Linked DNA regions of Homo sapiens: region 2 is linked to region 1. A link is an interaction called in ENCODE POLR2A ChIA-PET data of the cell type or tissue named here. Cell type or tissue: HepG2. All regions are shown on one strand. Each heading gives the region's core, and the rest is flanking DNA. Links, peaks and the distances in the headings are about the cores only.

Region 1 (2,816 bases), core at 223-2,722:
GAGGCTGAGGCAGGAGAATCTGCTTGAACCTGGGAGGCAGAGGTTGCAGTGAGCTGAGATCGCGCCACTACACTCCAGCCTGTGCAACAGAGCAAGACTCTCCGTCTCAAAAAAAAAAAAAAAGAAAGAAAAGAAAGAAAAGGAAAAGAAAAAGAAATATACACTATGTATCTTCAGCTTTCCTACTCCTCTTTTTGCAACTTTCTCCCAGCCCTTTTCCCCTTTCTATGGTTTATTTTCTAATTCTAGTCATCAAAATTAAAAACTTATCTTAGGAATTATATGTACGGTTAGAGTAGTTATGTTTTGATCCAAATTTAGGTCAATGTGTCCTCCCTGTATTTGTCAGCTTGAGGTGCCATAACACAATACCAGAAAGTAGGTGGCTTAGACAACAGAAATTTATTTCTCACAGTTCTGGAGGCTAGGAAGTCTGAGATCAAGATGCCACAGGTTTGGTTCCTGGTGAGGGTCTCTACCTGGCTTGAGGCAGCTGCCATATTGGTTTGTGCTCACATGACATCTTTGGAGTCTCACCAGGAGAGAGAGTGAGCCAATTCTCTAGTGCCTTTTACTTGTAAGAGCACAAATCCCATAATGAGGACCCACCTTCATGACCACATCTAAACCTAATTACTTCTCAAAGGTCCCATCATCAGATACACTCAGCTAGGGGTTTTAATGTGCCCCTCAGTGTTCATGTGTTGGAAATGTAATTCTTATTGCAACAGTGTTGAAAAGTGGGACCTTCAAGAGGTGATTACGTCTTGAGGTCTCTGCCCCCATGAATGGATTAATGTCATTATCACTGGAGTGGGTTTGTTATTGAGAGAGAGTGGATTTCCTATAAAAGTGAGCTTGTCTGTCTCATGTGCACCCATGTTCTCATGCCCATCTGCCTTCCACCATGGGATGATATAGCAAGAAGTTCTTCACAAGAAGCAGGCCCCTTGATCTTGATCTTGGACTTCCCAGCCTCCAGAACCATGAGCCAAATAAATTTTTGTTAATTATAAATTACCCAGTCTCAGGTATTCTGTTATAGCAGCAAAAATAGGTTTTTTTTTTTTTTCATCACATTGGGGCTTAGGGCTTTGGCATTTGGATTTAGGGGAATGAAAATGTTCAGAGTAACACTCTCCCAATGCTATTTATATTTTAAAACTTATCTGTTTCAATTGAGATATGTGGCTGGCTCCAGTAAAGCAAATCAGAAGAGGGTGAAGACAAATTCATCATCCAAAGATGATAACAGAGGGCCCTTTCTGTTAACCCATAGGTATCCTATGTTTTATTATTGATAGGAACACATTTTATTATTGCTGTCCCACATTTTATTATTGACAGGAACTTGAAGGGCTACTTATTTAACTGTAAGTTTGAAATAACTTTAGTTATAGTCAAAAAGAAAGTCTTGAGTTGGCTCGGATCTTCCAGAGTTTACATCACGGAACACTAAAAAAAATGTTCTCTCTGGAATCTGCTTCTCCAGAGACTCCAGTTGGAATGCTCAGAGCAATATTTGCTAACAGAAATAAGTTGATATAGTTGAGAGGATCCAGAACAAGGCACCAAAATGATCAAAGGAATGACTTGTGCATTAAGATCAAAAGACCTGGCAGTGCAGGTCAAGAATTGGTGGAGAGGGGATACCTGGTACTTGATAAGAGTCTACAAATATTTAAAAGGTGTTAACAGGGAGGAAGGCAAGCCCAATTTTGCCTGCTTGGAGGTGACATAATGTGAAACAGTAAAGGTAACACCAAAGAATGAACAATGTAGCCAGAAGATCAGGATCTATTTCCAGCAAAGAACTACTGAGGTTTCTGCAAAATTACACAATGTGAAGCATTAGATCCACTGTACCCCTAGCAGAAAGTAACCTTGAACAATTTCTATTTGCAGATCGCTGTGTCTTACGTCTTTCTTGCCTCTATTAGCCCATCATTCAGTACTTAACAACTCACCTCCTTCTACCCGTTACCCAAATTCTTTAACATCTTTAGGGGTCCCATCAATGACAGTATGCCTACTTTTTGGAAGAATATGATTTATGTAGCAAAGCTAAGATAGAAATTTGCAAACAGAAGCCGGGCGTGGTGGCTTACACCTGTAATCCCAGCACTTCGGGAGGCTGAGGCGGGCAGATCATGAGGTCAGGAGATCGAGACCATCCTGGCTAAGACAGTGAAACCCCGTCTCTACTAAAAAATACAAAAAATTAGCCGGGTGTGGTGGCGGGCGCCTGTAGTCCCAGCTACTCAGAAGCCTGAGGCAGAAGAATGGCATGAACCCAGAGGCAGAGCTTGCAGTGAGCCGAGATCGTGCGACTGCACTCCAGCCTGGATGACAGAGCGAGACTCCGTCTCAAAAAAAAAAGAAAGAAATTTGCAAACAGAAAAGCATTTGAACAGTTGTTGTCACTTTATGTGTTCCATATGCAGCACATTTGTTAATCCAGGAGTACAGAGTTTAGAATCATGAATTTTAAGAAACAGAGGCAAGCTTGAGGTGATCCACTCTGATCAGAGAGGCTAGGTGACTTCTACAAAATGCATGAGCCAGAGACTTCTGCAAAATGCACAAAACAGAGCAGAGACTAAAACCTAGGTTCTCACCGAAGTGGGGTTGATTATTATCAGGTAGCATTACCTTTCTGTTCCTTTAGAGACAGTGTCTCGCTCAGTTGCCCAGGCTGAAGTGCAGTGGTGCAATCACAGTTCATTGCAGCCTCAAACTCCTGGGCTCAAGTGATCCTCCTACCTCAGCTTACAGAGGAATCCTTTTTCATTTTTTAAAAAATGCAGTAGTTTCCA
Region 2 (2,816 bases), core at 136-2,635, 60 kb after region 1:
TTCCCATTCAGTTCTTTTTTAGAAATTTTGCTTAATACATAGTTATCTTTCCTGCATTTTTAGGAAAATATATGACAGGTCGCTGAGCCATGTGGAGTCTGAGGATTTTATCCCATTGAGCCATATTTACCCTATCTCTCCTCCACTACAGGATTTCGATTTTGAAAGTGTATGAGAAAGATAATTCAGAATATTTTTCCTATTTCAGAGTCAAAAAATACAAAAGCTTGTTCTGGGCGCCCCATAAGTAGTACCTGCTGGGCATTCTGAACCATAAATATGGTGAGGGTTACTCGGCCATCAGGCATCCTTTCAGCTCCCAAAAATAAACCTAACTTTGGGATATGTGGGAGAGGATGATTTTTGTTTTCCTGAAGTAACCACATTAGACTTTTAATTCTTACTGCCTAGAATTCGCCCAGCCCCAGCCCATCCTCCTCACTCGTATTAATGCCAACAGTGTGCTTGTAACACGATCGCCTCGCAGCAGTAAATCAGGAAACTAGTTTTTGCATGAACCACTTGAAACAGGCTTCAAGTCTCTGGCACAGTTTTCAAAGTAAACTTTTCTAACCAATTATTGGGAGGACTTTAGTTAATGTGAAAAAATTAACTCTTGTAAACAACAACATACTTTCCTCCGCACGGGGCATACCCAGCTTCATATTTCTGAAGATGTTTACATTTTTGAAAACTGTTTTTGTCTCTATGAGGAAAGTTTTAAAAAAATTAATTTGTAAGCATAAAAAATGAGATTCATTTCTGCCATTTAATGACAGTGTTGCTCACTTTATTTATGTTTAATTATAGCTGATCTAGCCTAGGGATGGTTGTAAGATATTAACGAGCCCTTGCTTGTCAGTTTTCTCTAAAAAACTCAAGCACAGCCTTTTAGAAACTGAAAGTTGAGGGGAAATATCTCTTCAATGTTGTTTCATTAAAGGAAGTTAAAAGTTGATTTCTAAGCACCAGCAACATAAATCTAATTTGTCATTTGCATTTGCATGCCCTAGATTCTCCCTTCAAATAACTTCTCCATCCACATTTAAAATTTAACATTTAACTTTGAAAGTTCAAAGGACTGCAGTTAATAACGCACTGGCTGTACAAATAAATAGTGCTTTCAACCCAAGGCCCAGAATGTGTTTCCTGGACAACAAGGGTCTGTGAGTTTTCCCCTGTGGTCTGAAGAGCTGCTCCTCCAACCTGTAGGTAGGACCCGCTTATGTTTTTGTTAAAGGCTGGATTTGCAGAAGGAGAAAAGAGAGAAGGGGATTTGGGGACTGTTTACTTTGAGTCATTTTGCTACTGGAAAACCACCAAATGTGGCTTAAAAATATTGGGCAGAGTGACAGAGCTACAGCTTGGGTGGAAGTAGCCCAGCTGAACCCAGCCCTCTGCTCCCTTGGGACCAAGATAAGGAAAGCTGCTGACCCCACTCCACCCAGACATCCCCAGCCCAGCCCACCCTGCCTGCCATCCTGCAGCCCAGGAGGACTATATGGCCTCACCACATGGGAGCCCTTGCTGGGGCCGTTACAAGCTATTGCTCCCTAGGATTTTTTTAAAGTATTTAGGAAATACTACCTTAAACAATATTTGTTCATCCGTTTGTTTATCAGCAGGCATTTATTTATTATTCACCGGCCTGTTAGATACCAGGCTTTTGGGAAGGAGAGGTGGAGGGAGGCATTGGATACCATGGGTTGTTCACTTCTCATATGATTTTAGGAAGTAAGTAGGGGCCCTATAATAATGCCTTTTTTTGCATTATTATTTTATCTATGCATATATTTTCCCATCTTAAAGTTTATTGATAAAAAATGTCTTCTCAAGGATTCGGGGAAGTACTGCGTACTTCCTTCAAGCTTTTAAGGTACCAGGTCATAATTTCAAGAATACAGACTACGGGGTATTTTAAAACAGAAATGCATTTCTACCATTGATATTAATGGCGGACCATGCTCCATAAACATAATCACATATCCCTTATCCTGAAGCCCAGGCTAAAGATGGACATACTCTGCCTATACCCTCCTTGCCCTCCCCTCACCAGACACACACACACATGTGCACACACACACACACACACACACACTCCTTCTCTTGCCATGATGGGAGGGACAACTCTAGTGCAACTTGGAAAGTGTCAAAGAAAACCCAGAACTGGACAGTGGAACAGCAGATTTTACTCAGGACTGTTGCAGTAGAGGAAATGAAAGCTCAGTGTAGAACTGGGCTCCACTCCAAATACAGCACAGGCAAGTGGGGATATATAGCCAAGGAGCAGGCTGGGTTTGGTGGATGGAAAATCATGAAGAGGAACCGTCAGAGGTGAGGGAGATTCTGGCTAAAATGACCTCACAGGATTCTTGCTGAAGACAGGCCAGGGTGACCAGGCATCACCTGGGAGATGGTGAGGGTTGAGGAACCTGAGAAGATACTGAGCATGGCCAGATTTAGCCAGGTTTTTGGGAAACTGGGCTCTTGAGGACAGGGCCCAACAGAGAGTGGCTCCTAAGAACCTATCTAGAGTTTGGTCAAGGAGAGAGTCCTTGTCAAAAGGCTAAACTCAAACATAGCTCATTTCATTATTTATTTGCTTACTTGTCTGCCTGCAGCAGGAAATAATATACCTAGGGAAATTACTTCTTTCTATCCCTATGGGGGAAAAAACAAAAAAGATTTGATACTATTTTCATTTGCTGCATGGTTAGGTCATCTGATCAATACAAATGCAGTGGGCCAAACCTAAATGGATACCCTCTCTGTGCCAGGACTTGGGGTGCAGTGGTGAGTAAGAACAGCTCCAGCTC

What was found. ChIA-PET counts read pairs that join two places held together with the same protein. Peaks named below come from ENCODE experiments on the same cell type or tissue, not always from the same donor. Only the 100,000 strongest peaks of a DNase experiment are listed, where the experiment ranks them.
Region 2: POLR2A ChIA-PET joins it to region 1 with 5 read pairs; 2 of 35 experiments call an interaction of 5 or more read pairs at or near these places.

What each region holds. Positions count from the first base shown.
Region 1 is chr13:23,548,720-23,551,535 of GRCh38, forward strand. No RefSeq gene overlaps it. Among named protein-coding and RNA genes, the nearest start is that of TNFRSF19, 20 kb to the right of the region's middle. In HepG2, for the core only: no CTCF peak of the experiment used is centred there; a DNase peak (open chromatin) is centred at 1,602.
Region 2 is chr13:23,609,054-23,611,869 of GRCh38, forward strand. All of the region lies in intron 3 of TNFRSF19 (TNF receptor superfamily member 19), which reads left to right. Among named protein-coding and RNA genes, the nearest start is that of TNFRSF19, 40 kb to the left of the region's middle. In HepG2, for the core only: no CTCF peak of the experiment used is centred there; a DNase peak (open chromatin) is centred at 1,228; H3K4me3 peaks cover 505 bases.